Linked DNA regions of Homo sapiens: region 2 is linked to region 1. A link is an interaction called in ENCODE POLR2A ChIA-PET data of the cell type or tissue named here. Cell type or tissue: OCI-LY7. All regions are shown on one strand. Each heading gives the region's core, and the rest is flanking DNA. Links, peaks and the distances in the headings are about the cores only. Region 1 overlaps SOBP (sine oculis binding protein homolog). Region 2 has its middle 130 kb from the start of SCML4.

Evidence for each region. Peaks named below come from ENCODE experiments on the same cell type or tissue, not always from the same donor. Only the 100,000 strongest peaks of a DNase experiment are listed, where the experiment ranks them.
Region 2: POLR2A ChIA-PET joins it to region 1 with 10 read pairs; 3 of 35 experiments call an interaction of 5 or more read pairs at or near these places.

Annotation. Positions count from the first base shown.
Region 1 is chr6:107,546,759-107,555,095 of GRCh38, reverse strand. The region is part of intron 4 of SOBP (sine oculis binding protein homolog); the gene reads right to left. Among named protein-coding and RNA genes, the nearest start is that of SOBP, 61 kb to the right of the region's middle. In OCI-LY7, for the core only: CTCF peaks have their summits at 3,705 and 3,928; DNase peaks (open chromatin) are centred at 3,975, 4,455 and 5,015; H3K4me3 peaks cover 1,898 bases; H3K27ac peaks cover 2,515 bases.
Region 2 is chr6:107,692,113-107,700,449 of GRCh38, reverse strand. No RefSeq gene overlaps it. Among named protein-coding and RNA genes, the nearest start is that of SCML4, 130 kb to the left of the region's middle. In OCI-LY7, for the core only: no CTCF peak of the experiment used is centred there; no DNase peak of the experiment used is centred there.

The DNA of each region.
Region 1 (8,337 bases), core at 107-8,106:
AAGGAAAATGACTTCCAAATTTTCTCATGAAGTGGGATGTTTGTGTTTGCGCAATGCATTCTAGCACCTGTGCAGAGAAAAAAATGTAATCACAGATTTCCCTCAGAAGGGGATTTTAAAAAATGTAAAACCACTAACTGCAGCACAAGGATGCTGCTGTACTTGAACAAGGCCTTCCATCTGCAGACCCAGCCAGGCTCACAGAATAACAGTTTCTCCACCACCTCCCACCCCCCATCCCAGCCCTCTGTAGAAAGAAAAGTCAATGCTTGCACCATCTCAAAACCTGAAGAGAAATTGCTTCCTATGTCTATTGGGATGGTGGCATGAATGATGATGCGTTTTTTCCAGAACAGAAGTGGGAGTCATTTAGAGGGCAATGTTGCTTTTCCTTGACAAATGCCACAATGACCCACCAAACCCACTCTGTGTCCTTTGTGTTCTAGACTTCTGCAGATTGGTGGCTCCAATGGATTCCAGCTCTACTTCCCCCAGCAGCCCTCCCAGACATGAAGAGATGTCTTGGCAAATTAAGCTAAATTGCCTTCATCTAGAAATTTCACATTAGAGATGAACACTTAATGGGCTGACAGTTTAAATTCCTTTCAGAGGTGGCAGGGAGTAAGGAGTTCTGTTAAGTATTACGCTGCATCTGACAGGGCATCCAGGCAGCAAGATTATTTAATCCAACATCTTACCACGACTAGAGCTTCCCCACATCCATCAAGTCTCTGTAATGCAAATGGAAGAAGCTCTCCTTAACATCACCAGTTTTGTGACTTTAAAGCCATCCATTTTGAGAGGTCTGGGATTGCTCTAAGTACTGGACAAACTGCAGAAAAACTCTGTCACTTGTTTCTCAAGGCCTACATCCTGGAAGGAGCATCATCTCTAGCTCTCAGGCCAAATGCCCTTTTCCCTAATACTGTAAAGTTTATTACTGGAGGGTTACTCAAAAAATCTGCTGGGAGGCATACCAGGCAGTACAAGTCAAACCCCAGTCTGGCCACGCTGTCCCTCATGCTGGTGGATTTACAGCTCACCTCCACCTGTCCCAACCTCCATTCTAGGCTGCACATGTCAGAAAACCTTCCATCTTCTATCTCTGGCTTAAGGGAAGAAACCTTGTTTGTAGAAGAGAAGATGGGAGCTGAATTCTCTCATGTCTAATGCATGTTACATTATATAGAACTCTAAACCAGAATTCAAAAAGCCCACACCTGAGGCAGGCAGATGACCTGAGACCAGGAGTTCAAGACCAGTCTGGCCAACACAGCAAAACCTCGTCTCTACTAAAAGTACAAAAAATTGGCCAGGCACAGTGGCTCACACCTGTAATCCCAGCACTTTGGGAGGCCAAGGCGGGTGGATCACGAGGTCAGGAGTTCAAGACCAGCCTGGCCAAGATGGTGAAACCCTGTCTCTACTAAAAATACAAAAAAATTAGCCAGGCATGGTGGCGGGCGCCTATAATCCCAGCTACTTGGGAGGCTGAGGCAGAGAATCGCTTGAACTGGGGAGGCGGAGGTTGCAGTAAGCCGAGACCACTGCACTCCAGCCTGGGCGACAGAGGGAGACTCCATCTCAAAAAAAAAAAAAATTAGCCAGGTGTAGTGGCGTGCACCTGTAGTCCCAGCTACTTGGGACGCTGAGGCAGGAGAATCACTTGAGCCCAGGAGGCAGAGGTTGCAGTGAGCCGAGATCGTGCCACTGCACTCAGGCCTGGGCGACACAGTGAGACTCTGTCTCAAAATAAATAAATAAATAAATAAATAAATAAATAAATAAATAAATAAAATAATAATAAGCCCGTGAGTGGATTTCAGAAAGTCCATGAACCCCATGAAATTATGTGTGAAATTCTCTGTGCATGTGTATTCCCTGGAGACAGACTCCAATCTGAAGCTTTCTTCAGATTATCAAAGAAGGCCATGATTCAAACAGTTAAACTCCCAGCTCAGATAGTTTCCTTTTTCTTTTTTATTATTTATTTATTTATTTCAATAGGTTTTTGGGGAACAGGTGGTGTTTGGTTACATGAATAAGTTCTCAGGTTTATTCTCCACTCCACACCCACCCCATCTCTAATCTGGCTTTAAGTACCAAACTATTTAAATGGGGAAGCCTTAGCTATTATGTCTTCATCAGTCTACTATTTATTTATTTATTCATGGAGACAGGGTCTCACACTGTCTCCCAGGCTGGAGTACAGTGGTGTGATCATAGCTCACTGCAGTTTCTAACTCCTGGGTTCAAGTGATCCTCCCTGCTCAGCCTCCTAAGTAACTAGAACTACAGGTACACACCACCACCCCTGATCAGTGGCTGACTTTAAAATAGAGTCAGCCACTCTTTCTACTTGGTAGCCAAGATGTTCTCCCATCAACTCCCCTGATGTTGGCCAATCCTTGTGAAGGATGTGCCTCGTGCCATGGTTAACAACACAGCTATGTGGAACAGGCCTGGAATTCATCTCATTTGACTGGAATGGAGAAGACCAGGCTGAACATGGTGAGTGTCTATCCCTCCATTCAACTCCTCCTCCCCTTTGGTCCAGGCTCAGAATGACAGTGAGAAGCTTCTTGGGAGGCTGCCCCTCCTCATTGTCTGGTCTTCCTCCACTCCCCTGGCTTTCCCACCCTTGGTCCTCCCCAACAACTCACCTCTGACTTCCTTTGCTTCATTTTCACCTGATACAACAGCTTCATATAGCACAGCTTAAAATTTGAGCATTCCCTTTTACTATCTGATCAATACACACATCACCTGCAGTTCTCCATCAAGACAAATGCATACTTAAATTATAAATGGAGGAGCCACTGGCCATTTTGTGATAAATATAACTCTGCTAAGAGAGCCCACAATGAAAGTTGAGCATAACTGATCATAGCTCGGTTTAACTTGGTGAAATTGCAGAGTTAAGGTCAAAGAGAATCCATCCAACGGTGAGAAATTGAAGGCCCCCAACCTACCATGATAATGACATTTCATACCAATATACCTATTTACCTACTATTTTCAAGCTTCTCAGCTCATCAGTAAGTCCCAATCAACAATTTTTTTGTTGTTGTTGTTGAGATGGAGTCTTGCTCTGATGCCCAGGCTGGAGTGCAGTGGTGCGATCTCAGCTCACTGAAACCTCCACCTCCTGGGTTCAAGCGATTCTCCTGCCTCAGCCTCCCAAGTAGCTGGGATTACAGGTGTGCACCACCATGCCCAGCTAATTTTTGTATATTTAGTAGAGATGAGGTTTCACCATGTTGTTGAGGCTGGTATCGAACTCCTGACCCCAAGTGATCCACCTGCTTCAGCCTCCCAAAGTGCTGGGATTACAGGCATGAGCCACTGCGCCCAGCCCCAATCAACAATTTTTTAAATGAAATAAAACAGAAAATATCAGAGTGGATCACACAGGAAAATAAGTATGGTATTATTTCATGAAATTTTTATTTCAGTTTTAAATACATATGCCCTGTTTTGCGTATTCTAAAACCCAGATATTTTTCACATTTTAACACTTCTGAAATCATGATTCATTTTGCCCTTGTTTTTAGCCAGGTTGTAGCTGTGACATAATTGTATGAAAATCTTCATTGATACCTTCTGGCAAAATCAAGAAAACGCCATCATCAAAGTGACTTAGATTCTGTGAAACTGGTTATGAGTTTGTGTGTGTGTGCGTACTAAATTATAAAACAAATTTTTTACTACTGGTTCATAATAAATAAAAGCTTGAAAAATAGCATACTAAGCCATTTTACAAAGTTATTATGTACACTTACTAAACACTGATATTCTAATCATAAAGGAGACCAGTTTCTATTGCTCTTCAGGCAACTGCAATTACAGCCTCCTCTTGTTACTGAGTTTAGAAACTTCATCAGAGCTGATATATCTGTTGTGGTAACCACCCCCCGCCACTAGATGTGTGGCCCCTGCAAGTCACTTAACTTCTCAGGGCCACAGTTTTCTCGGCCGTAGGAGGAGGATGTTGGAGAAGTTTTCTACCACCACTTTAAGGTTGCACAGTTCAGGAAATGTGCAGACACATATTAAACTCTTCACGTGCCTGTCAGTCTCTGCATTACTTTATCCATGAGCCCTGAGCCCTGTCTGTTAGATTCTCTGCTTCTTTGCCTCCTTTATCTCCTGAAGACTTCTTCATAAAACATCCCAAGGGCAAAATGATGTCAAAAATCCATTTTTTAAGTTATGTAGTATTGTTTCAAGCATTCCTACAAAGTCCGTGATATTTTAAAATGTTAAAGCACAACATGGGAATGACAGTAAGGGTTATGCATTGGTTTTTTAATGTGTGACATGTGGCGCTCTCATTCCTGACTCACATCTTTTTTGAGCCTCACCGTCCTTTTTTCTATCCATCCCATTTCCTGAATCTATATTTTGGTCTCTAAATTAGCATGTGCTCACTCATGCATAGAGCCTGGCCTCTGGGCTGGGTAAGTCACCCTGTGGTGCCCGGGTTCTTCTTACCCGCATCAGTTCCAGCATGCCTCACATCATGTCATTTGTTTACTGGTTGCTCTCCCCATTCAACTGTGAGAGCCTCAGAGGCAAGGACCTCTCTTTATTTATCTTTGTATCCCCAGCCACAGAACAATGCCCTTCATACTGCGGATGCTCAATATTGCTTGTTGAATAAATGCGTAAGTGGATAAATGTGTGGCGTGAAGTCAACTTCCACACAAGCACAGGACAATTCACACGCTCAAACAGACACTCTTCTGAGCAGAAACCACGTCTCAGATGTCTAATTTCCACGGCACCCAGCCCTGAGACAAGTTCCATCCTCTGAGGACCTCACTGAGTTGCAGATTCATGTGCTTGTTTTACAGACACCAGTCTGTACCCAAATATGCATTCTTATGCTTCTCTCTGGCCTTTCACTACCCACACTATTCCAGTATCCTGGTCCAAGCCGAGTGTGGGTCAACTGTTCCTGTTAGCAGCTGCCCTGCAAGGGGGCTGAGTGACAGAAAGGATTATTTCAGCTTTAGGACTCAAGACCAAAATGGAAGCTGCCAACTTCCTTCCTGTCCCCACTGGCCTTCCAGGTGTGGAGAGGAGGGACCCCATGGGTGCCAGGCTTCCCAGGAATGAGTAAGGCCCATCTCTCCATGTCTCCTCCCATGCACAGCTGGGTTAGAGTAACATGACCATACCTTACCAGGCCCCTGGACATCCCTGGAGAGTGCAGGTGATAGGGGTTAACTATCACGGTTGTTTTGACATAGGTTTTCTCCAGTACATCACCCCATCTCCCTACACACATAGGGAGAAAGAAATTGAGGTCTATATCACCTTTACTTGCCCCTGATCAAATATTTAGCCAAATATCTAGGCCATGGAACATCAAACATCTCCTTATCCAGAGCTGAATTATATGATCATAAAAAATTAAAAATTAACTGATACTTACTAAGTACTAAATGACTACATTAGAAATGTAAAAAAAAAATGAGCAAAAGGGCTTGAATGAGGAGGGGAGCTGTACTTCTGGGGGAAAGGAAATATAAAGTTCTAACTCCATTTACTCTGGGGCACTTTAACTTTCTTCTTTCATCGCATTTAATGCAAAATGACACCCTAAATGAAACCCCATAAGGCATCTAGGGTTTTTTTTTTCCTGAGTTTCTATTTAATTCTGGTTATTTTGATTTAAGCTTCTATAATCAATTTGTGCTTCAATAATACAAATAACTTCCATGAGCTCCACCCCAGTATAGGGCTTGGGAGTATGCCTCTTTATAATTAATTCTCTGGATTTATCTGTTTTTTTTTGTTGTTGTTGTTTGTTTGTTTGTTTTTGAGATGAAGTCTCGCTCTGTTGCCCAGATTGGAGTGCTGTGGTGCGATCTTGGCTCCCTGCAAGCTCCGCCTCCCGGGTTCATGCCATTCTCCTGCCTCAGCTTCCCGAGTAGCTGGGACTACAGGCACCTGCCATCATGCCCAGCTAATTTTTTTGTATTTTTAGTAGAGACAGGGTTTAACCATGTTAGCCAGATGGTCTCGATCTCCTGAACTCATGATCTGCCCGCCTCGGCCCCCCAAAGTGCTGGGATTACAGGCTTGAGCCACTGCGCCCGGCCGGTTTATCTGTTTTTAATTCAATTTATTTATTTATTTATTTATTTTTTAGAAATAAGGTCTTGCTCTGTCACCCAGGCTGGAGTGCAGTAGCACAATCACAGCTCACTGCAACCTCAAACTCCTGGCTCAAACAATTCTCCTACCTCAGCCTCCCTAGCAGCTGAGACTACAGGTGTTCACCATCACACCTGGGTGATTTTTTTTATATTTTGTAGAAACAGAGTCTTGCTATGTTGTCCAGGCTGGTCACGAACTCCTGGCCTCAAGTGATCCTCCCACCTCAGCCTCCCAAAGTGCTGGTGTTACAGATGTGAGCCTCTGCACCCAGCCCTTAATTCACTATTTAAGTCAACTTTGATTGTGCTGAAATTTGGGAGGTCAATATTCTTTTCTACTTATTAAACAATTCATGATAAAGAACGTTGAAAATTATATTATAGGTTGGCTGGGCGCGGTGGCTCACGCCTGTAATCCCAGCACTTTGGGAGGCCAAGGCGGGCGCATCACGAGGTCAGGAGATGGAGACCATCCTGGCTAACACAATGAAACCCTGTCTCTACTAAAAATACAAAAAATTAGCCAGGCATGGTGGCGGGCGCCTGTAGTCCCAGCTGCTCGGGAGGCTGAGGCAGGAACCCAGGAGGTGGAACTTGCAGTGAGCCAAGATCACGCCACTGCACTCCAGCGTGGGCAACAGAGCAAGACTCTGTCTCAAAAAAAAAAAAACAAAAAGAAAACAGAAAAAGAAAATTATATTATTGGTACATGGTTTTCTCTGGTGCCAGTAGGCCATGAGATTGGGGATTCCTTTTGTTGTTGTTGGTAAGCAGTATTGACTTGATGTCAGATTTGAAGTTCTATTAGATTTACAGCAGTGGTGTCTGCTCCTTTACATTTGATTCACAAATCCCTCATACTCAATGAACTCTCAATGGTACCACTTTAACTAGAAGTAAAAAGTCATCAAACTAAATCATGGGACTGGGTTGTAAGTCTACCTTCTCTCCCTTCCATTCACCTGCAGTAGTCTAAATCACTCCTTCCCTGAAGCATGCCTTATCAGCTGTGCAGTGCAATAGAAGGGGGAAAATGTTTTCCCAACCCAGAAACCCATCAACTTGGACCCCGAAGCATGACATCTGAACACTTAACTGCAAGACCAGGAACAGCTCACAACTACTATCCATGATCATTAACAACCTGCTTGCATTTCCAGGGCTGCCTCCGTGGATTAATGTATGTACTATGTATTAAACCATCTGCCATGGAGTCTGACCTAGTCTTTCCCCATTGTGGCCAACTGCAAAGGTTACCCCTGAGTGTTAAGAGGCTGAGTACATTTTGATTACATTTACATTTACCAATTCTTTAGTTTTATTATTAGTTCTTTTGTCCTCAACAATATACCTTTTCAGGCTTTTGTATCCCATATTTGTATAGCCTGCAGTATAATAAAAACACATTTAATCCTCTGTGTCAACTCTTTTAAAGTTCAGCGTTAGCCTTTTATAAAAATCAGGTTCAAGAAGAATGAACTACACATTTCCTGTGAGAAGGGACATAGCTTGATTATCAGCATATTGTTTGACGTACTTTTGTCTGCTTTTAAAAATTGTCTTTAATGCAGTCAAACATTTAAACGTTAATTTTTTTACTCTAGGCAGGTAACACAATGAGCCCCCTACAGATGGGACCAAGTTCTCCTCTCTGGGGATGCTGAGAGTCAGCCCATATCAGGGACGTGAGGATTAAAACGTTTTGTTCCCTTGTGCTCGCTGATGGCTGAGTGAATGGAATTGCATCTGATGTCAGGTTACCTCATTATATGTATATATTTGTAAGGGTTTCTTTTTGGGCGGAGGGTAATTCTCTGTGGTTTTTCAAATGAAAGCAACTAAGAGAAAGTAGTGAATGCTACCTCCTTCCTGTCATCTACTGCCAAATAAGCCATCAGTATTACCAAGTGACACTACTCCTAATATAAACCCCTGGGATGGTACACTATTAATTTCTCTACCCTGAGGAATATCATCCACTCCTTCCCCAGGTTCTTAATCCAAGGCTGGGCTTTATTCCTTGTCTTCAGTTGTTTATGTTCCTCAAGGGTCTCTTCAGGAGGAGTCAGCCAAACTCTAAATGAATTACTTGGATTTTTGAAAATCCAAACAACTTACCTTACTTTTTTGCAAGGCTATATTTGGTCATTTTTATTTAGGTTTGTATCAA
Region 2 (8,337 bases), core at 250-8,249, 150 kb before region 1:
CTGCATCACCCCCATCCACCCGCAGGCAGCTTCTGTGTGTTCCGCCCTGCTCCTGCAGGTAGAGCGCTGGGCACCTCAGCTTCTGGGGTATCATCCACTCCAATGGTTGTCCTAATCCAAGATGATCCCTGCACAGAAAATTAGAAGCTGGATTTTTGGAAATCTAGCATTTGCTTGAAAGAGAATGGCTGTTATTTACTGCCACCAGTTAAGGATCATGAAAACATGTCTGCTAACAATGGACTTTGTGTAATTGTTCTAATGCTAATAAGCAACTGCTGGGACACTTCCCGTGGTAAATTCCTTTGTGGTTTCGGTGGTCTTATCACACATGGGCCTCACCAAGATGCTGGGCTGGAGAGAACGCTCACTGTGACTCTCCCAGGCTTCATGAAATTCCCCCGACTTAGAAGCAGTTCTGGGCAAAAACACACTGTTAGAGGAGGATTTGCTTTCTTCACGGTGCTTTCGCAAGTGAGGCCTCAGATCTGCGCTCTTCAAATCCTACATAAAGAGCCCAGAGGTTCTCCCCATGCTCAGCACTGGGCTCGCTTTCCTGCAGAGGAAACGATGGCAGGTAGAGCTTAAGAATGACGTTCTCCCCCAGGTCGGCCGAGAGTGCTGTGCCATGAATTGATAGTGGCAGGACGAGAATAGTAGAGACACGGGTGATTAAACAGTGATGCCAGACAGTGTGGGGACAGCAGCATCTTTCCATTTGAAGGGTCTACATATACCACACAGACCACCTATACCTCAGCTGTCTTCCCACCCTACCCTGCTCTGGGGCTTGACCACGTGGTCTGAGCCTTAGAGTCAGTTCCATGCACTAGGCGCTTGCACAGGCCAACAGCAACCTCTTCCATTGGCTCCAACTTTAGAATACACCCGAAGCCTTGCTTCTCCAAACAGCTCATTGTGAAATAACAGCGCCTCACTAGGTGTCGCTTTACAGCAATGATGTATGACTGAAGGCTACCTCTATCATAAATGTAGCATCCTCAACTACATTCTTTTCAAAGTGTTCTTGGAAACCCATCATCATCCCTTGAGGGTGGATTTTTTTTCTTTTTGGAGAAAGCCAAAGCCACTGGGCTCATGCCTGGTGCATGACATGGGTAATCAGTTTCAGGTTTCAAATCATGTGTTTTCACACACATTCGTTTGTCTTTTCCTTGCGTGTTTCCTTACTTGGTACAAATAGTTTGAACAATAACAGCCACAATTCACTGGTTAACTTAAATATATTAGGCAGGTGTTAGAATAAGGAGCTGCAATGTACGGACTACTTTGAAGGACAACAGTATTTGGATGTATAACGTTCAACATATTCATTTTAAAGTAATGTTACTGCTATATCCTTAGGCACGGTAAGCTGAGGATATTGTGAGTGTTCGCAAATATACAGAGACCACCCTCACATGTAGAACCGTAGAATCCTAGAGTTGGGGAAAAGAGGTCTTGGGGGACATCTGGACGGCTCCCCTCCAGAGTAGAACCTTCTCCCCCGTGGGTTCCACATTGCTCTGTGGGGGGCAGAGCATGGTACGGTGTGCAAGAAACAAGCTCTCCAAGTCACCTCCCCCCATACCTCCATCTCCTTATCTGGAAAAGGAGGGGAGTCATCCACATGACCTTTGAAAGCATTTCCAGCTCAGTTACTTTGGCCAAGGCCAGTGGGGCTGTGCTGCCGTAATGGTTATGGGCTGTTGGCTCATCTCTTTTGTTTCATGGCTGCTGGCTCCTGCCTCTCCTCCTTTGCAACCTCATCTAGATATTTTTTGATCCTCTTCCCTCATGAGCCCAGAACTTCTCAAGGCCATGTAAGCACCACTTGACCATTCTTTCCCACTCGTTTTTTACTTCTCATTCTATTCTTTCTTCCTGCCTCCATGTTTTTTTGCTGGTTTGTTTTCTTTTCTGTCTTTCTTCATTCCACTAGCTCAAATGCCTTGGGGATGGAGACGGGGTAGAGAAAGAAATAAGAATAAGCCAACTCTGTCCTCCCAGGCCCAGCAGTTCTGACCTCTGCCCAGCTGTCACCCACCCACAGCATTCCTTGACTCTGCCCCACTTCCTGTCCAATCTCCACTTGTTCTATTTCTCAAGGTCTAGCCCTCTCAGCTCGATGCCTGAGGTTGGGAATGAGAGTCTCTGCCCTTCTGAATGTTTCATCCTGTGACTCACCCTGATGTACCACCGAGAGGCCTCTTGAATCTTCATCAAGCACAATGCCCTTCTCACTAGCTGTCCCTCTTCATTCAGCCCTGAAGGTTAAGTGACCTGGTGCCAATTCGATGTACCTCTTGAGAATCACAAGCTGCTTCTCCCACCGTCCTGCAACATGCACGGAGTCACTCTGCAATCCAGCAGCAATTCAGATAATGCCAAAGTTCTTTATAGAACACAGAACGTTGTCCAGACCCAGTTAGCACTGACTGTACAGCCTCATGACCAAAGCCGGGCCAGAGCCTTGTGTGTAAGTGAGGAGGGTCCAGCCAGCATGAAAAATGAAGGACAATGAACTACATCGGAAGTATTTCTGGGGTGAGGTATTGTTTTTGGACATTTATAAGACTACTGAGACGTATGCAATATTAAGTGGCTTGTGTCTGAGTAGGGAAAGATGATGACATATTTCCCAAAAGAAAATGTGGTTTAGAGGGAGGAGAAAGGCAGCACAGCTCTGGAAAAAAAATGTTTCCATTCCTGGCCTTTCTACAGCACAATTGCACACCTCGAGGTCTTTCTAGAAGTCAAACATGTTTCCTCCTCAGGAACTGAAAGTATTTCTGTCCAAGTGTGAGAGACTTTGAGGGAGTTTGATTTCTTTTATTATTCATTGTGTTCTAAGCCATAATATTTAATTTTCTGTCATCTTCTAGCTATATCTTTGATCACTTGGGGATTTAAATAGAAGAACTCCTCTCATTTTATCCTCAAGAAAATATGAAATATCATTTGCTTTATAGAGCAAATATTTCCATGTTACAGATATCTGTTGATTAGATTATTTCTCTACTGTATATACCTAGAAGTAATTTCATTAACATAAAAATTTTATACTTTAAATACATTTGTGGATAAATTTGCTTTTCATTCTATTCACATGCAAGAAAACTAAACTGATTGAATAAAATCATTTTATCATAATTGTCTTGCTGCTATTTTTTTTTCACTAACAGTGAAAACTTTGTGTTAATGAAGTATGACTGTAACACCATGAATCTTCTCCCTTCATGGGGCCAAAAGGTGTGTTTTACTAGCTACGCTAGGCTGTCATTATCCAACAAGACTCCTGCTAACAAATGAGGGCCCATGAGTTAGTGAAATCCATGTTCCCTAAGCTTGTGAGGTAGAATGACGATGACCGAAATGTTATGTCTTTGGTTTTGTAAGTTGATGGGCTTATTTTCAGAATCTTTCTTTCAACTCAGCCTTAGTTAATCTCATGTTTCCACCTGTTTATGCTACTTCCGTACCCCATATACCCACTCGGGAGGCTTCCCGATCTCGCCGCATCTGGGAGAGCGGCAGCTGCACCTTTTCCCTGGTAAAACGTCTTACTTTACTCGCACACTGCATGAAACAGCCAGAAACCAAGGGTGCAAATAGGTCATCTCCTTATCCTGGGAAGATAAAAACAGGGTTGACTACCTTCCCTCTTCTCTACTGAGACAGTATTTCCTCCCTTCTAATTAAGGATTTTTAGAGGGGGTGTGCGTGCATGTTCATGTGTATTTCGATTGGGTTTGCAAACTTAAGAGAAAGGTCATTAGTGAAAGTTTGCACATCATTTGCTTGTGCTGAGGCACGTGTGCAAGAAGGACTCGGCGTATGTACTGCAGATATTCTAATTGTATGAAAATTCATTGTGCTTTCATTTCTTATGAACGTAATGGAATCTTGGAACATTAGTTCAACTCCATCTTTTACTTGGAAGTGCTCGGGGAGACAGAAACTTTCAGCTTAGGAAGTGGTGTAATTTTAGGTCCTAGCTTCTTTACAAAACAAAACAAAACCAGTGGATCTAATTTTGCAGACTAGACATTAGTGAATATAGCTCATTGTAATGGTGAGTGGCATTTACATTGGAGAGAGACAGCGGTAAAACCTGTTACCTGAGGAAACAGCCTCTCCTTAATCTTTGCTCTTTGCAAGCATGCTGAAATCAGTGTTTCCTAATACTGGGACAATCCTTTCACCTCAAAGTGTTCCTATGTAATTGTGTTACATAATGGGAAATTGTAATAGGCAATTTGGTTCTGTAATTTAGTTTGCAAAGCATGCAAACATAAGATAACTAGGTTAAATGCAAATTGGCATTACACTAAGGTACCGAGATAGGAAAAAAAATATGCTGTGTCTATAACTTAGAAACAACATGAATTTTATTCCCCATGCGCCTCAAAATGTAGAGTTTATTAAAGTTATTTATCCTCTAGTTTAATTTCATCACATACTGTGCATACAGATACATTATCTGAGTATGAACCCACGTGTATTCTTACTGCATATATTTACAGATCTCTCATTTGTCATAAGCAGGCTGTAAGTGTAGCGTGTTACTTAGGAGTGAGTTGGATGTACTTATTTTTATCATATACAGTGTTTTCATAAATTGACCATTATATATAAGACACTACATCAAAATGTGCTTTGAATCTTTCAAAGCCTGTTATTGTTTGTAACTTTTGCAGGAGGGCTATTAGTTCATTATTTAGAGGTCAATTTTTCTGTTTTTAATGTATTCTCTTAAACAGTGATTGGTATGTACACCACAGTCAGGTATGTACAATTTAATTAAACAACCACTACTGGCCTTAATGATTTTAATAGTTTGAGGTGGTTTTTGTTTGTTTGTTTTCATTTTTGATACAGCTTTTTTTTCTAGTACAGTGCATCATGGGCCTGTGTATGATTCAGTGAGATTTCTAAATCTTAAGATTTCAACACAATGTAGTACTTTCTGTTCATGCTGTAAAAAGTATTTCTGTATTTTAAATAAAGAATAAAATTTATGTGAGCCTGTATATATTTTATCTGATCAACTTTTCTATGTTGATTACTATTTCATTAGGACTGGTTCCCACAGGTAGAGAGCAAGGATAAGCCTTTTCAAGGTGGTCCTTAGACTACTGAAGCCACAAGGGCTGATTCACTGCTGCCTGGAAGGCCCCTGTCACCTGGAGACCTGCTGCACTTCAGGGCAGCCAGCTCAGCTCCCACACTGGCTCAGGAGAGACTTTTTTTTTTTTTTTTTTTTTTTTTGAGACAGGGACTCACTCTGTCGCCCCGGCTGGAGTGCAGTGGTGCAAACACAGCTCCCTGTGGCTTCAACCTCCTGGGCTCAAGGAATCCTTGTGCCTCAGCCTCCCAAGTAGCTAGGACTATAGGTGCACACCACCACGCCTGGCTAAGCTGTGTATTTTTTGTAGAGACAAGGTTTCGCCATGTTGCCCAAGCTGGTCTTGAACTCCTGGTTTCCAGCAATCTGCCCTCCTCAGCTTCCCAGAGTGCTGGGATTACAGGTGCGAGACACTGCACTCGGCCTGGAGAGACTTATTACAGGAGGCCAGGGTTCTCTAAGAAGCTTACTCTGTCCCCCTGACCTTCCTATGACCACAAAGGGGCGGTCTGGTGCAGGGAAGAAATGTGAGATTTGATCAGAGTCCCCAGAGGAGTGTCCACCCAGGGTCATCTTGGGCCAGTCTCTCCTCTAGGGTCTCTGATATGGTTTAGAACTGTGTCCCCACTAAATCTTATGTTGAAATGTAATCCCCAGTGTAGGAGGTAGGCTCTGGTGGGAAGTGTTTGGGTCATGGGGGTGGATCCTTCATGAATGGATTAGCACCATCCCCTTAGCTATGAGTGAGTTCACACAAGATCTGATTGCTTAAAAGTGTGTGGCACCTCCCACCCTCTCTTGCTCCTGCTCCTGCCGTGTGATGTGCAAGCTCCCTCTTTATCTTCTGCCAAGAGTAGAAGCTCCCTGAGGCCTCCCCAGAAGCTGAGCAGATGTCAGCGCCATGCTTCTTGTACAGCCTGCAGAACAGTGAGCAAATTAGACCTGTTTTCTTCATAAATGACCCAGTCTTGGGTATTTCTTTATACCAATGCAAGAATGGTTAACACAGTCTCCTTCTTGGTCAGTAATCAGAGACAAAAGGGCCTCCCTTCTCTGTTAGTGAGAGGATTAAAATAAATTACAGTGCTTGTCAAAGGCCCTCAGACAGTGTCTGCAGAATCTGGAGTCCTACTGCAGGGGAGTCTACTCCTGTCGGTTGGTTGTGGCTCTAGTTTGAGGATCATGATTCCTTCTGGATTTTGATCCAACCCCAACCCTGACCTGCCAATTTCCTACCCAGAGGCCTCTACCCTGTCCTAATGCTTAGCAATGATCATTGGCAAAGGCAACGTGGTTCTCAATGAAAGCAATTCAGGGGGTTAAAGGAGGTAATCCTCCCATATCAGTGTCCTCTATGGCTGGGTGAGGCCAGCAAGGAAGGCCAGACTTAGGGAGTGTTGGGGTGCAGGCCTCCAAAGCCTTCTCTCATCATCTGCCCTTGGTTTGCTTACAACTTAACAGACTAAAAATTTTAATCTTGCTACTTGCCCCGCCTTGAACAAAACGATTTCCAAGCTCATATCCATCCTCTCTCCCCCAGCACGGGTCCACACTGAATGACCTCTCTCATACATCCAAGAAGTCTAAGTCTCTGAGCCAACACAAGAAAATACACCTACAAGTGCCCTCTCTCACCCAGATTTAAGGGTGCCTTCTCTGAGACTGCTCTCCTCCAATATTTAGACACAAGCTCTCAAAACCCAGCTTCTTTTACTAGTTTTTTCTCATTATAGTTGTACAAACAATAGTATCCTACCTATAAATGATCCAGGCAAGGAAGAAATCCTGACATAAATGTTATTTTTTCTGTCAAATCTGAACACCGATTTGGCCACCTGAACACCTGAACACTTTCAGGCCTAGAAAAGAAGGAGAGAAGCGGCTGGGCACGGTGGTTCACGCCTGTGATCCCAGCACTTTGGGAGGCCAAGGCGGGTGGATCATGAGGTCAAGAGATCGAGACCATCCTGGCCAGCATGGTGAAACCCTGTCTTCTACTAAGGATACAAAAATTACCTGGGTGCGGTGGCAGACACCTGTAGTCCCAGCTACTCGGGAGGCTGAGGCAGGAGAATTGCTTGAACCCAGGAGGCATAGGTTGCAGTGAGCTGAGATCGTGCCACTGCACTCCAGCCTGTGGGACAGAGTAAGACTCCATCTCAAAAAAAAAAAAAAAAAGAAAAAAAGAAAAGAAGGAGGGAAGCATCTTGCCTTGGGAAAACAGTCGTGCCGTGTGGATGGTTAGACATCATGAAGAGACGGGATCAGCATGAGGCTCAAAGCTGATGTACAGGTGTGTGCACATGGGAATGTGCCTATGCACGCGCACTGCCCCCCTCACTCCCTGTTTCTCACAAGCCAGAAGACAGACTGGACCGGAAGCCACAAGCCCAGATTTAATCCTGGCTTTCCCACTGACAAGATGAGGGCTTTGGGCAAGTCAGTTCACCTTTCCAGACCCCAGGGAGTTGGACTAGACAAGGTCCATGTTCCGCAGCCCCACCCTGGCCTGCTCTGATAGCCCCTGGGTCTATGACTTAGCTGCAGAACAGGCCGTTTATGACTAGACTCATGACCTTGAGAGTCCTGAGCTGGTGGGACTCACTGGGGCTCTGTGGGGAAGAGAGGAATTACAGGAGATATATAGCTAAGACCAAGATGATCTACCTCAGGGGTCTCTCTCCTGATTATCTAAGTAGTAAAGTATTTCTTAAGACCGGAATGGAGTTGATTTTCTTAGGCAAGTTACGGGAAAAGAAAATTTCCCACATACTATGTGAATCACTGTGAAAGAGATATTGCTCCATTCTAGAAATTTAAAGTGCCATCACATATGTTGAGCATGGCCGGATCCTGCCTTCTGATCTCTGACTAAGAACTTCCATTCATTCTAGTGCTCAATGAACTCACACAGTTTCCCATTACCCCTTTCATTAAAAAATCATTTTTTAAGTAGAATTGCTTTTCTCCTTGAACTCTTCACCAAGGTTGATTCGACATCCATCTAGGAGTGGCTCCTAACTTATTGTTAGCCTATTAGTGGAAGCAATAAAAAATACTGAAAGGTGAAGGTTATTTAAATGAGAAATATCTCTGTAAAATCCCCACAGGGTTGGTGGGATGGAGAAGTGGTTCTGACAGTAGCTCTGTTGCCGGTTTCAGACTATCAGGTTTGGCAACAATGTTTTGTTAGCAGCAGTTAATCAGCG